2 separate regions of the Homo sapiens genome follow, and region 2 is linked to region 1. A link is an interaction called in ENCODE POLR2A ChIA-PET data of the cell type or tissue named here. Cell type or tissue: HepG2. All regions are shown on one strand. Each heading gives the region's core, and the rest is flanking DNA. Links, peaks and the distances in the headings are about the cores only.

Region 1 (7,860 bases), core at 3,344-5,843:
ACACATCCTGCCTGGGTGGTCTCTGTGACTGACAACCCTAGGTCCCACTGAAGTGGCGACGTCTAGGGGAGACGCTGAGTCCCAATCAGGACACAAGGCCTAGGCAGTGTCCTCGGGCCAGCCAGGGCTGAGGCAGACAGCAACATCTCATCTCTCCTGCATCTGGGTTCCATGAGTTTCCCCTCACCTGAAAGATTCGGGGGTCCCCAGGTGGGGGGCTGCCAGGGGGTGAGTAGACAGGCTCCAGCCGAGTGAATTCCTCCGCAAAGTTGCCCACATCCAGCTCTGAGCGGATTTGGGGCCGGAATGGGGCTGGAATCTTCCTGGCAGCCAGAGCCACCCAATCGAGGCCCTGAGGGAAGGGAATCAGAGGTCAGGTGTCAAAGGCCAGGAACGAGAAACTCCCTCCACTCAGCCCACCCTCACTGGGCAGTTCCTCCATGAGGCAAGGGCCCATCTGGCATTTGGGGTGGGCAGCTGTTCCTCCTGCCTCCCTGGCTTCTCTCTCCCTCTGGTAACACAATCCCTATTCCCCTTAGAGAACCACCATGACACCACACTTAGTCAGTTCTGGAACTTTTAATAGAATTGGTGTGAAAAGGTCGGGCGTGGTGGCTCATGCCTGTGATCCCAGGATTTTGGGAGGCCAAGGCAGCTGGATCACCTGAGGTCAGGAGTTCAAGACCAGCCTGGTTAACATGGTGAAACCCCATCTCTACTAAAAATACAAAAAAAAAAAAAAAAAATTAGCTGGGCGTGGTGGTGCACACCTGTAATCCCAGCTACTCAGAAGGCTGAGGCAGGAGAATCAGTTGAACCCAGGAAGCAGAGGTTGCAGTGAACCAAGATAGCGCCACTGCACTCCAGCCTGGGCGACAAGAGCGAAAACCCCATCTCAAAAAAAAAAAAAAAAAAAGAGTTGGCGTGAAAAACAAATCTCTTTCTCCTGCTGGACTTAAATCTAAGAGGATGTGGTCTGGAACTGCTGGGGACCCTCTCAGGGTTAGATGAAGTCCCCATGCAGAAAAAGCAGAACCAAGGGACATAGTTTCAGCACCTGGATGTGGTCTTGCCTTAAGTCAGACCACTTTCCCTCGACCTTTTCACTTATGAGAGCCAAAACATGCCCATTTATGTTTAAGCTAATGCGGCAGAATCTGTTGATTGCCTGCTCAATATCCATTCTCCCTGTCTTCCTTAGTACCATAGCCCCAGTTTTATTCCACGAACCAATATACACAATTAAAAGAATATTTTTACAAACTTGCTTGCAGTTAGGGGTGACCAAAACTTATCAGAAAAAAATTATTAGGTAGGATTCCAGGAACAGATCCTGAAGAGGGAGGTTGCTAGGTGGCATGTGCTCCTTTTGCCCCTTCTCCTTCCTCCTGCTCCCTACCTGGGAGACAGCTTAGATGGCAAGAGCTCCAGCAACCATGTTGGACCATGAAGCAACCCCAGGGATAGAAGCTACTTGCTAAGAATAAAAAAAAAATTAAAAAAAAAAAAAGAAGAGGAAGAGTTTGGATTCCTGAAGACAATGTGGCACTGTGAAGACACTGCGGCAGCCCTGGTCTGCTAATCTGGACTTCTTTTATGTGAAAAGAAAAATAAGTAAGCCACTTATTTATAAGTAAGTATAATAAAAGGTTTACTTATAAGTAAACCTCTTAGGTCACTCTGTTCATTCTGATCTCTGTGGCTAGCACCAAACTTGATTCCAACAGATATCACCATTTTGAGTTGGACTTTTTGTCGATGTAGCCAAGATGACTGACTCAAGCTGGAAGGCTCCAGTTCTACCACCAAGGACCTGAGCACTGCTCTCACCAAAGAAGCTGTCCAAGAAAAAGCAGAAGGAGGCCAGGCGTGGTGGCTCATGTGTCTGTAATCCCAGCACTTTGGGAGGCTAAGGCGGGCAGATCACGAGACCAGGAGTTTGAGACCAGCCTGGCCAACATGGTGAATCCCTGACTCTACTAAAAATACAAAAATAAGCTGGCCATGATGGTGCGCACCTGTAATCCCAGCTACTCGGGAGGCTGAGGCAGGAGAATCACTTGAACCAGGGAAGCAGAGGTTGCAGTGAGCCATGATCATGCCACTGCACTCTGGGAAATAGAGCAAGACTCTGTCTCCAAAAAAAAAGAAAAGAAAAAGAAAAGACAGAAGGAGGGAAACACCCTTCCACACATCAGGCCTTGAAGACCTTGGGGCCTCTCCTGTATGACTGGTCAACCCACTCCAGTATCCAGCGCAGCACCCAGCATAGGTGAAGGGTGGGCTTACGGAATTCACTGAAAGAAACCAACACTGCTCAGATGCTTTCCCCACCCCGTGCAAAGGGACATCTTCACCTCAAAGACATAGATTCCTATGTAAGAAATCATCTCAGGCAGGCCCTCCCAGGGCTTGGAAGATTCAAAGAGATGGCACTCGAAGTATGAGTAACACAGTACCTGGCCCACAATAAGTACCCAGAAATGGGTGCTTTTGTTTAGATGTCAGACGGATGGCAAATCTGATGCCTACACTTAAGCAGAAGACCATTAAGCACAGGCATTCAAGCCTCTCAGCCTTGGGTTGAATCTGAGCTCCATCACTTCCTGGACAAAGTACTTAATTGTTTGGAGCCTCAGCTTCCTCATCTGTAAAGATGGGGACAAAAATCAAGGTGGTTGTGGCAGGGCGTGGTGGCTCACACCTGTAATCCCAACACTTTGGGAGGATGAGGCAGGTGGATCACTTGAGGTCAGGAGTTCAAGACCAGCCCGGCCAACATGGTGAAACCCCGTTTCTACTAAAAATATAAAAATTAGCCAGTCGTGGTGGCCTGTGCCTGTAATCCCAGCTACTTGGGAGGCTGAGGCAGGAAAATCGCTTGAACCCCTGAGGTGGAGGTTGCACTGAGCCGAGATCGTGCCACTGCACTCCAGCCCAGAAGACAAAGTGAAACTCCGTCTAAAAAATAAGAATCAGGTAGTTGTGAGGGTGAAATGAGTTCATGTCCGCAAAGGGCCGACACACAGTAGGTATTGACTGTTACAAAGTCCTGCTGGGCGATGACGCTGGCCAGGCCCAGCCCCTGAGTCAGTGCATTCTCGCATGGCCAGATTCACTCTGCACTGCACTCTAACATGTGTGTGCTCCTAACAAGTGAGCAAACACCCATGTGTGCTGATCAACCGTCCATCTGAATGACAGGCACACAGACTGTACAGGGACGGGGACAAAGAACAAAATGCCTGGGTGGGTGCTAAAAGCCATAAGTGTGGGTTTCCGTACTGATTTGGACCAGCAGGAGATCTATCTAGACCCAAGGTCTATTCCCAACTCGGCACCATTTACTGTGCCGTCGGGGGCAGGTCACCTGCCTTCTCTGGGTCTGTCCAGTGAAAGGACCGACCAATCCATTCTCAAATCCCTGACAGCCCCAACAGCCAATGAACCTAGAATCCTTTCTTTCAGGAACACATCTGCCAAGTTTCAGTGGGGATGGATGTGAAGAGAAACCTAGCTGACACACACTTGCTTTCTTTCTCTGGGGGGATTTCCAAATAAAGTGAAACTGGCCAGGCACAACCTCAACCTGGAACAGCAGCCCCACCTGGGTATGCACCAGGAGGTATGGGGCCCTGAGTCAGCCTCACCTGGAAGAAGGGATGGTTCCGGACTTCTTGTGCCCCCTGGGGCCCCGCGCCCAATCGCTTCTTAGGATCCTTACAAAGCAGCCGCTGCAGCAGGTCCTGCGCCACGGGCCCGATCCGAGGGGGGAAGGGAGGGGAGCACTTCAGGATCCGTCTGGGAGGATTGGGGGGGTGTCAGGGGCAGCAAGCCCCCCACCCACAGCCCTGCCCAGGCAGGCCCTGCAGCCCTCTGGCCGCCCTCCACGTCCAGCCCTACTCACCGAGACACCTCAGCCTGCGTGTTCCTCTCGCCCTCCAGGGTGAAGGGCGAGGCCCCCGTCAGCAGCTCGAAGAGCAAGATGCCCAGGCTCCACCAGTCCACAGCCTGCCGGGTGGAGCCGGGGTGAGGGCCTGCATCTCCCCTGCCTCACACCCCACCTTTCCACCTCCCCCAGCCCCACTTCCCTGCCAACCTACCTTGCCATGCCCCGTCTTGCTACGGATGATTTCGGGGGCCATGTACTCGATGGTGCCACAGAAGGAGAAGGTCCGCTCTTTCTGGGAGGGCAAGAGGTCCTGCTTAGATGTCGAAACCTCTCCTGTGCCCCAGTGCCCCACAAGGCCCAGAGTAAGACTCGCTCAACTTGTGAGGTTGGAGAGCTGAGCTGTGGAAACTTCTTGGAGCTATTCACTTCTGCAGCCCCAGAATGCAGGCCCAGAGCAGGAAGAGGCAGGAAGGAGAAGGATTGAATGGGGCACTGCAGGCAGAGGTGGCCTCCACTCACCTCCTCCGTCAGGAACTCCTTGCTCAGCCCGAAGTCCGTGAGGACAATGTGGCCCTCGGAGTCCAGCAGCACATTCTCCAGTTTCAGGTCTCGGTAAATGATGCCGAGCTGGTAGGAGCAAGAGGGGTGCTGAGGCTTCCTCCCCGAAACCCTCCCCAGCTCCTCCAGCTCCTGGCCCTGCTCAGGATAAGGAGACCCCCCAGAGAAAGTCATCTGCCTGTAGAGGGGGTCTCCAGGGCAGAGCCACTGAATAAGAAAGGCCATTTAAGATATAAAACAAAGAAGGAGGGCCCCGTGGATCAGGCCCCAAGGTCCCAGAGAGAGGAAAGTCTGTGTGAAGAGCTCCATTTCAAGGAGGCCTTAGGAGCCAGGCCGTGAGGTTTCCATTTGAGGAAGTTCTGTGAACGCAGCCCCGAGTTCCCTGAAAGAGGAAAGCCCCTTCGAGGAGGTGCCAGGGGAGGGGACCCCACCAGGCAACGTTGAGGCTTCCTGCAAGGGGTCCAGGGGAAGCAGCTCCAATTCCCACCCAGCTCACCACTGGCCCCCCAGGAAGCCCAGGGGGAAGCCTGAGGCTGCCCTGCGTGCAGATTCCTTCCAAGGCACAGACCCAGTTTCCATAGCAACAGCCTGCGGCCAGGTCTTCACCCACCTTGTGCAGGTGTTCCAGGGCCAGCACGATCTCACCCCCATACACGCGCACCTCAGCCTCCTTGAAGTACTGGCGCTGGTAGAGGTGGGTGAACATCTCCCCGCCGCTCACATAGTCTGGGAGGTGCAGTGGAAGTCAGGAAGCAGCCCCGTCAGGTGGCCTCGCCTGCCCCCAGCCACCCCAACCCCGTTGGGATGTGGTGTGCGCTCACCCAGGATGAGGTGCAGCTTGGCATCCGTCTGGAAAGCGTAGTGCAGCGTGACCAGGAAGGGCGCCTGGCGCACCAGCTCCAGCACCGAGCGCTCGGTGCGCGTGTGCTCTTGCGTCTTGGCGCGCTGCACCAGCGCCGCCTTGCGCAGCACCTTCATGGCGTACAGCTTCCCCGCGTCGTGCCCGCCCGCCTTCCGCACCAGGAACACCTTGCCGTAGGCTGTGGGAGCAGCGAGTGGGTGGAGGGTGGGCTGTGAGCGGGAGATTGGTGCAGGCTTGGGGGGTGGGGGCGATGCCAACCCAGGAGGGTGTGCAAATGAGGCGAAGGAGCTGGGGCAACAGGCAGGTGTGCAAAAAGCTGGCAGAGCCTTCTAAGGAAAGGGTGTGCACACCCCGGGAGGGTGCCCAGCAAAACCAGGGAAAGGATGTGCAAACCAGGCTGGGGAGCATGCATCTCCAGGGGGCCTGCTGCGAGGCATGGGGGCGGGGCATATGCAAACCTGCGAGAGATCAGATGGATGTGAAAAGATGCCAGTGCAAGGAAGGGAGGCAGAGGTGTGCACCTGGCTGGGGAAGGGATGCGCAAACCAGCGCTGGGGCATTTGCAAAATGTGGGAGGGGGATCCCATATTGGAAGAAAGGGAGGAGCTATGCAAATCACTTGAGAGGGGCGCCAGTCCCCCTCCCCAGGGTGTTGGCAAATCCAGGGGGGTATGCACGCACAGGACCGTGGAGGGAGGAGTGATGTCAATGTGGAGTGCCCTGGAAGTGGGCATGCAAACTCTGGCGAGGCAGGGCGGGGCAGGCAAGGCAGGCTGTGCCGGGAAAGGGTGGGGGGCCTGCTCAGTGGCCTGGCCCAGGCCCAAGAGTGAGCAGGCAGGAGGTCAGGGGCACCGCGCCTGGGACGCCTGCCCGGTGGATGGGGGTCCTCACCTCCCGTGCCCAGCACCTTGAGCAGCTCGAAGTTCTCCACGCTCACCTTCTCCTCGTGCCCGGTCAGGTTGGCTGTGGGCACAGGGGGCGAATGAGCCCAGCCGGTCCATGACCCGTCCCGGCCTGCCCCGGGCAGCCGCAGTCAGGCCCCACACCCACCTTCTGTGATCCGCAGCTCCACGGCGCAGCTCTCATCGTCGTCCTCGTCCCCCATGGCGGGCGGGTCGCTGGGGCCCGCGCGGCTCGGGCTCCGGGCGGCGCCGGTTACATGGCGGCTCCGGCCGGGGCGGGCGCTTCCTGGTGCCGCCTCCGGGGCCGAGGCGGGCGCCGGCACCGCCTCCCGGCTCCCCGCCCTGCGCGGCCTGAGTCAGGCGGCTGGAACGTGACAGCGCCGGGCTGCCGGTGGGCGGCCGGCTGGGGCCGCCCTGTCTCCCGAGCCCCCAGGCCAGGCCTCAGGGCCGTGCGCTCCGGGACCTTACTCGACTCTCCCGGGAACTGGAAACACCCCGTGGGAGCCATCCCTGAGCCCGTGGGTAACCTGGAGCCTCTGGGGCATTAGTCCCCAAGCCAGGAATCTGCCCGGGAATGCCGGCTGCAGCCAGTGGCTGGAGGACATTAGGAGTCTGTGCCCCAAGGTGGGGGACGAGGTGCCTGGTGCTGGGCAGGCTGAGAGGGGGTCTGGATCCTGGAAGTCACCCAACTCTCAGGCAGTGGAGCCCACCCCACTCCATCGTCCTGGGGGTGGCCAGCAGGGCCCCTCTCCCCAGAGGACTGGCCTTTGCAAGGAGGAGCCTCATCACCAAGAGGGGGCTGGAGCCCGGCCTGGGACCCCATGGCAAGGAGAGGAGTGGCCAGTTTTCTGACCAGCTTTCTGTCGGGGGTGCCTGCAGAAGCACTTCAGCCCCCAGTCACCGTGCAGAGCCCACCAGGTGCCATGCGCACCTCACGTGTTCTGCTCCTGTTGTCTCCTAGCCTGGTGCAGTACCCAGCTTAGAGCCCTGAGCAGGCCTCAAGAAGAGATGTCAGTGCCACACGGGGCTGCCCCCTCTCCCCATGAGGCCCAGGGCCCCTGCTGACTGGTCCTCCTGAGCCCCTGCTCCGTCTTCTTCCTGCCTTTCCCTTCCTGACCACCAATGGGGCCACCTAGCAGAGTGGGACAGCCATGAGGCCCCACACCCTGAGGCCGGTGGGAGGGGCTCTCAGCTCCTCTGCCAGCTGGAGAGGCCAGGGTGTCCACCCCACGCCCCTGTCCTGTGAAGCCCTGGCTGAGAGGAGGAGGAACTCAAGCTGCTGCAGGTCACACCTGGGAGGCCGGACGGACCGTCCCTCCCAGCTCTGCACCCCCCAAGTTCAGGCTGCCTTATCTCAGCCCTGGGCAGCTCCACCCTCCCCTGGGTGGCCCCAGGTACCCTGACTCACATCCTGCACCCCAGCCGAATTGCCCCGCCTCTCAGGCATCAGGCTAGAGGCCCTGGTCAGAGAGCCAGCGTCCCTCCCACCTCTCCTGGCAACCCCTGGCATTAAGTGATGCCCCGCCAGGCTGAGAACTCCCTGGGGAGGGGGCTCAACCTCAAGGAGGGAGGGGAGATGAGTAGGAGGAGGATGTGAACAGAGAGAAGACAGTGCCCTGGGAGAGGGTGGGGGCGGGGCAACAGGG
Region 2 (6,256 bases), core at 3,634-6,133, 150 kb after region 1:
CCGGGAGGCGGAGCTTGCAGTGAGCCGAGATCGTGCCACTGCACTCCAGCCTGGGCGACAGAGCGAGACTCCGTCACAAAAAAAAAAAAAAAAAAAAAGGAAAAAGGAAATAATTTGGAAGATGGAGAGCAAACTGTAGATGGGAACTGGGTTATGCAGAGAGCGCTAGGGCCTCACGCCTTGTCCCTCTCCTGTCTGGTAAATCCACCAATGAGACTTGAAAATAGGCGGAAAGCAATCAGCAAAAAGAACAGAGATCTCAACAGAGGCATCCAGTTTGCATGGCGGACCCCTGGCAGGCTCTGATGGGGATCCTCTGGATGAGATGCGAGGGTGAGCTGAAGAGAGGACTCTGGATAAAGTCCAAGAAAAAAAGCAGGTCCCTCCCCAGCTCCATGCAGCCAAGTGATGGCAAGGAGACACCTGGCAGAAGCTGGGACTCACTCTCTGGAGATGCTGAGCCAGATGCACCCCTGCATTTGGTACCCCAGACACAGCTGGACGGGGTGGGGGTTGCACTAGGGTGAAAACAGACAATTTTTTTTTTTTAAGATGGAGTTTTGCTCTTGTTGCCCAGGCTGGAGTACAATGGCACGATCTTGGCTCACCGCAACCTCCGCCTCCCGGGTTCAAGCGATTCTCCTGCCTCAGCCTCCTGAGTAGCTGGGATTACAGGCATGCACCACCACGCCCAGCTACTTTTGTATTTTTAGTAGATACAGGCTTTCTCCATGTTGATCAGGCTGGTCTCAAATTCCTGACCTCAGGTGATCCACCTGCCTTGGCCTCCCAAAGTGCTGGGATTACAGGCGTGAGCCACCGTGCCCGGCAAAAACACAAATTTAAAGAAAGCTGGCATTCAGATGAGTGACACACCCACACCCTTTCCCACTTGTCACCCAAGACATTGGCAGGAAGCCTTCTATCTCCAGTTGAAAGATCAGTGGGGTTGCCACTGAGAGGCTGAGCCACCAGAGAAATGCCCGACAAAGAGTGGCAGCCCGGCCCCATCGCCTCCAGGGGGCCACCAAGATGCCAAGCCCTACTCACACACTCAGGGTCTCCAATTGGTTTCTTAGAGCTTCACTTTTAAATATGAATGGACAGGCATGGACTACCCACATTTAAGGAAAGCTTCAAGAGTGAACCATAGAGACCAAGACAACAAGAATAAAACAGCTTGGAGGAAATAAAGGCCAGGTAGGGCGCAGAAGAGAACTTCAAACGTGAATCAAAATCCTTGTAGAGTACAAAAATTAGCTGGGCATGGTGGCACCCGCCTTTTTTTTTTTTTTTTTTTTTTGAGATGGAGTCTCGCTCTGTCACCCAGGCTGGAGTGCAGTGGCGTGATCTCGGCTCACTGCAAGCTCCGCCTCCCAGGTTCACGCCATTCTCTTGCCTCAGCCTCCCAAGTAGCTGGGACTACAGGCGCCCACCACCACGCCCGGCTAATTTTTTGTATTTTTAGTAGAGACAGGGTTTCACCGTGTTAGCCAGGATGGTCTCGATCTCCTGACCTCATGGTCCGCCCTCCTTGGCCTCCCAAAGTGCTGGGATTACAGGCGTGAGCCACCGCGCCCGGCGAAAAAATCCTTATAGAGGCTGGGCCCGGTGGCTCACGCCTGTAATCCCAGCACTTTGGGAGGCTGAAGCGGGCAGATCACGAGGTCAGGAGTTTGAGACCAGCCTGGCCAATGTGGTGAAACCCCGTCTCTACTAAAAATACAAAAATAATTAGGCCAGGCGTGGTGGTGCATGCCTGTAATCCCAGCTGCTCGGAAGGCTGAGGCAGGAGAATGGCTTGAACCAGGGGGGCAGAGGTTGCAGTGAGCCGAGATCTTGCCATTGCACTCCAGCCTGGGTGACAGAAGAAGACTCCATCTCAAAAAAAAAAAAAAAAATCCTTACAGAGCTAAAGCACTGCACTCATAAATCAAGACCAGAATATTCTTTTTTTAAAGGAATGTAACTGGGCGCAGTGGCTCACGCGTGTAATCCTAGCACTTTGGGAGGCCGAGGCGGGCGGATCATTTGAGGTCAGGAGTGTGAGACCAGCCTGACCAACATAGTGAAATCCTGTCTTTACTAAAAATACAAAAATTAGTTGGGTGTGGTGGCAGATGCCTATAATCCCAGCTACTCAGGAGGCTGAGGCAGGGGAATCTCTTGAACCCGGGAGGCGGAGGTTGCAGTAAGCCGAGATCGTACCACTGCACTCCAGCCTGAGTGTGACAGAGTGAGACTCCGTCTAAAAAAAAAAAAAAAATCCCAACTTCTCAGGAAGCCGAAGCGGGAGGATAACTTGAGACCCAATCTGGGCAACGTAGCAAAACTCCATCTCTAAACAATTTTTAAAGAATTAGCCAGGCTTGTGGCACATGCCTGTAGCCCCAGCCACTCAGGAAGCTAAGGCAGGAAGATTGCTTGAGCCCAGGAGTTCAAGGTTGCAGTGAGCTATGATCGCACCACTGCACTCTAGTCTGGGTGACAGAGCGAGACCCCATCTCTAAAAATAAAAAAAGAAAGATAAAAATATAAATTTGGTTCTATTAAAATAAAGAGCTGCTGTTTATGAAAAGAAACCATTCAGACAATTAAAAGGCAAAGCACAGAGGGGGAAAATATATTCACAATGTATTTATCTGGCAAAGTGCTCATATCCAGAATATATAAAGAACTCCTACAAATCAATAAGAAAAAGACAAACGACTCAATATGACAATTGTCAAAATGTTTGAACAGAAACCTCACAAAGCAGGATATCCAGATGGCTAATAGCCTTATGAAAAGGGACTCAACTTTATTAGTCATCAGGGAAATGTAAATTAAAGCCACATGGAAAGCAGATCAGTGGTGGTCGGGGTGTGGGAGGAGGAATGACTGCAAATGGGCATCGTGCAATCAGTGCTTGTCTGGGGCAGTGGAAATGTTCTAAAACTGGATTGTGGTGATGGTTGCACAACCATACACATTTGTTAAAAATAAGCTGAGCCGGGCGTGGTGGCTCATGCCTGTAATCCCAGCACTTTGGGAGGCCAAGGCAGGTGGATCACCTGAGGTCAGGAGTTCGAGACCAGCTTGGCCAACATGGTGAAATCCCATCTCTACTCAAAATACAAGAAGAAATTAGCTGGGCATGGTGGCGGTGGGCATCTGTAATCCCAGCTATGTGGGAGGCTGAGGCAGGAGAATCGCGTGAACCCAGGAGGCAGAGGTTGCAGTGGGCCGAGATCACGCCATTGCACTCCAGCCTGGGCAACAAGAATGAAACTCCCTCTCAAAAAAAAAAAAACCCTATAAAAGAACACTCAAAAAACAAGAGCTCTTGGAACTTAAAAATATAGTTACAGAAATTAAAAATTCAATAGATATTTTAGAAGATAAGTTGAAGAGGTCTCCGGAGAGTAGGACACAGAAAGAAAAAGAACCGAAAAATAAGAAAGAAAAGTGTAGGCCAGGCATGGTGGCTCACGCCTGTAATCCCAGCATATTGGGAGGTTGAGGCAGGTGGATCGCCTGAGGGCAGGAGTTTGAGACCAGCCTGACCAACATGGTGAAACCCCATCTCTACTAAAAATACAAAAAATTAGCCAGGCGTGGTGGTGGGCGCCTGTAATCCCAGCTACTAGGGAGGCTGAGGCAGGAGAATCGCTTGAATCCGGGAGGCGGAGGTTGCAGTGAGCCAAGATCACACCATTGCACTCTAGCCTGGGCAACAAGAGCGAGACTCCATCTCAACAACAAAAATAGATAAATAAATACAGTTAGCTGGGCATGGTGGCGCGTGCCTGCAGTCCCAGCTACTTGGGAGGCTGAAGCAGGAGATCGCTTGAATCCGCGAGGTGGAGGTTGCAGTGAGCTGAGATTGTGCCATTGTACTCCAGCCTGGGCAACAAGAGCAAAACTCATCTCAAAAAAAAAAAAAAAAAAGGCAATTATGAACTTCAAAACCATTTGAGCAAAAAGGGAAAAAATAATCATAGTTACTCTGTGGCTTAACTAGGAACACTATTTATATGTGTTACTATTTACAGCCATATCACATTGTTTTAACCAAAGACTACAGACACTACTCACTTAGAAAGAGGCAAGGAAATGTGTGTATTGTGTGGGCAGGGAAGAGAATGTAAGACAGTGAAACCTTCTTACAAAGTCAATAGATAATGTGTGAAATGGCAAAACAAAGAAGTGGAAATATGTCATAGAGAAGAAAACACTAGAATAAAAAGGCACAGCTGGCCCGACGCCGTGGCTCACGCCTGTAATCCCAGCACTTTGGGAGGCCAAAGTGGGCAAATCACCTGAGGTCAGGAGTTCGAGACCAGTCTGACCAACATGGAGAAACCCCGTCCATCTCTACTAAAAATACAAAATTAGCTGGGCATGGTGGCTCAACGCCTGTAATCCCAGCTACTCGGGAGGCTGAGGCAGGAGAACTGCTTGAACCCAGGAGGCGGAGGTTGTGATGACCTGAGATCACGTCATTGCACTCCAGCCTGGGCAACAAGAGCAAGACTCCATCTCAAAAAAAAAAAAAAAAAAATTAGGCCAGGCGCAGTGGCTCGCTCCTATAACCCCAGCACTTTGGGAGGCTGAGGCGGGTGGATCACCTGAGGTCAGGAGTTCGAGACCAGCCTGACCAATATGGTGAAACTCCATCTCTACTAAAAAAATACACTCCTATTACCCCAGCAATTTGGGAGGCTGAGGCGGGTGGATCACCTGAGGTCAGGAGTTCGAGACCAGCCTGACCAATATGGTGAAACTCCATCTCTACTAAAAAAATACACTCCTATAACCCCAGCACTTTGGGAGGCTGAGGCAGGTGGATCACCTGAGGTCAGGAGTTCGAGACCAGCCTGACCAATATGGTGAAACTCCATCTCTACTAAAAAAATACAAAAATTAGCCAGGCCCACACCTGTAATCCCAGGAGAATTGCTTGAACCCAGGAGGAAGAGGTTGCAGTGAGCCGAGATTGCACCACTGCACTCTAGCTTGGGCAACAGAGCAAGACTCCATGTCAAAAAAAAAAAAAAAATTAGCCAGGTATAGTACACGCCTATCGTCCCAGCTACTTGGGGAGCTGAGGCTTAAGGATCACATGACCCTGGGAGGTCCAGGCTGCAGTTAGCCGGGATAACACTACTGCCCTCCAGTCTGGACAACAGAGCAAGACTGTGTCTCAAAAAATAAAAATAAATAAATATATAAATAAATAAAGCTTAGGAGAGAGACATCTGAGCTGGAGATGATCAGCTGGGAGAGAGTGTGGAGATGGTATTGAAATCCACAAGACTGGAGATGACTGAGAGAAGGAGAGGAGAGAGCAGAGGCCCAGAGCAGAGCCTGGGGCAGAGCCTGGGGCTCACCAACACCGAGAGGCCATGGAGAGGAGGAGGGAACATCACAGAGCCTGGCAGAGTGGCTTGGGGAGAGGCCACCCCCCAAGCAAGTGTACAGGAGGCTTCAGGAGGAAGATATTCTGGAGGAGTGGTCGGGGTGGTGTCTATGCTGCAAGTAAGTGGTCAAGTAAGAAGCGGGTGGGACATGGCCAGGGAACAGATAGCCTGGAGACGTGGCCACCTCAGCAGGTGCACTTCTCACGTGTGGATGGTGTCAAAATATATAGAATAGCCATGGCCAAGGAGTGAGAGGGAGTCGAACAGCACCCAGAGAAAGCTTGGAAGCAAGAAGTGGGATTCTGCGGAGCAAGCGTTCAGACAACTACGATGTTTTGCAGAGAAAGGGGGCAGAGAGGTGGGGCCTACAGGTAGAAAGAGCAACCTGTGGACTTCTGGGAAGTTTTTGAGATGTGCGCGAAGCACATTGCATGGAGCATTTTGCCTGGAGCATGTTGGTTGCCAATGGAGGAAGGGAGGAAGAGTGAACAGGGCACAGAGGGGCCACCCTGCAAAGCTTCCTTCCTCACCCACCCCCAGGTCCTGCAGTCCCTAATGGTGCCCCCTCCAGGAAGCCTTCCCAGAGCTCCCAGGCTTGGGCCTCTCCCACCTGAGCCCCAGACTTCTCAGGGGCACCCACACACACACTGTCTATGAGGATCTGTGGGTCTTAGCTTCCTCCCTGACAGCTCCCTGGGAAACAGGCACTGAGACTTACTGGTCTTCATCCGCTTCAGCATCTGCCCGGGGCCCAGGACCTGGCCTGATGCTGAGGTGAGTAGATGAGTTTCAGTGGGTGTTTGTGGGGTCAGTAAACAAAGGTGTGGATGGACAAACGGGCAGACGGACAGGCC

The links. ChIA-PET counts read pairs that join two places held together with the same protein. Peaks named below come from ENCODE experiments on the same cell type or tissue, not always from the same donor. Only the 100,000 strongest peaks of a DNase experiment are listed, where the experiment ranks them.
Region 2: POLR2A ChIA-PET joins it to region 1 with 5 read pairs; 5 of 35 experiments call an interaction of 5 or more read pairs at or near these places.

What each region holds. Positions count from the first base shown.
Region 1 is chr11:64,357,793-64,365,652 of GRCh38, reverse strand. It overlaps RPS6KA4 (ribosomal protein S6 kinase A4), which reads right to left and starts at 6,491. Exons shown (of 17, transcript NM_003942.3): 1 at 6,363-6,491; 2 at 6,204-6,275; 3 at 5,272-5,490; 4 at 5,061-5,176; 5 at 4,412-4,519; 6 at 4,104-4,184; 7 at 3,908-4,011; 8 at 3,651-3,801; 9 at 188-352. The coding sequence starts at 6,417. RefSeq lists enhancers at 5,096-5,205, 5,939-6,466 and a silencer at 6,216-6,705. In HepG2, for the core only: no CTCF peak of the experiment used is centred there; no DNase peak of the experiment used is centred there; H3K4me3 peaks cover 259 bases.
Region 2 is chr11:64,211,843-64,218,098 of GRCh38, reverse strand. The region is part of intron 6 of FERMT3 (FERM domain containing kindlin 3); the gene reads right to left. Among named protein-coding and RNA genes, the nearest start is that of FERMT3, 8.2 kb to the right of the region's middle. In HepG2, for the core only: no CTCF peak of the experiment used is centred there; no DNase peak of the experiment used is centred there.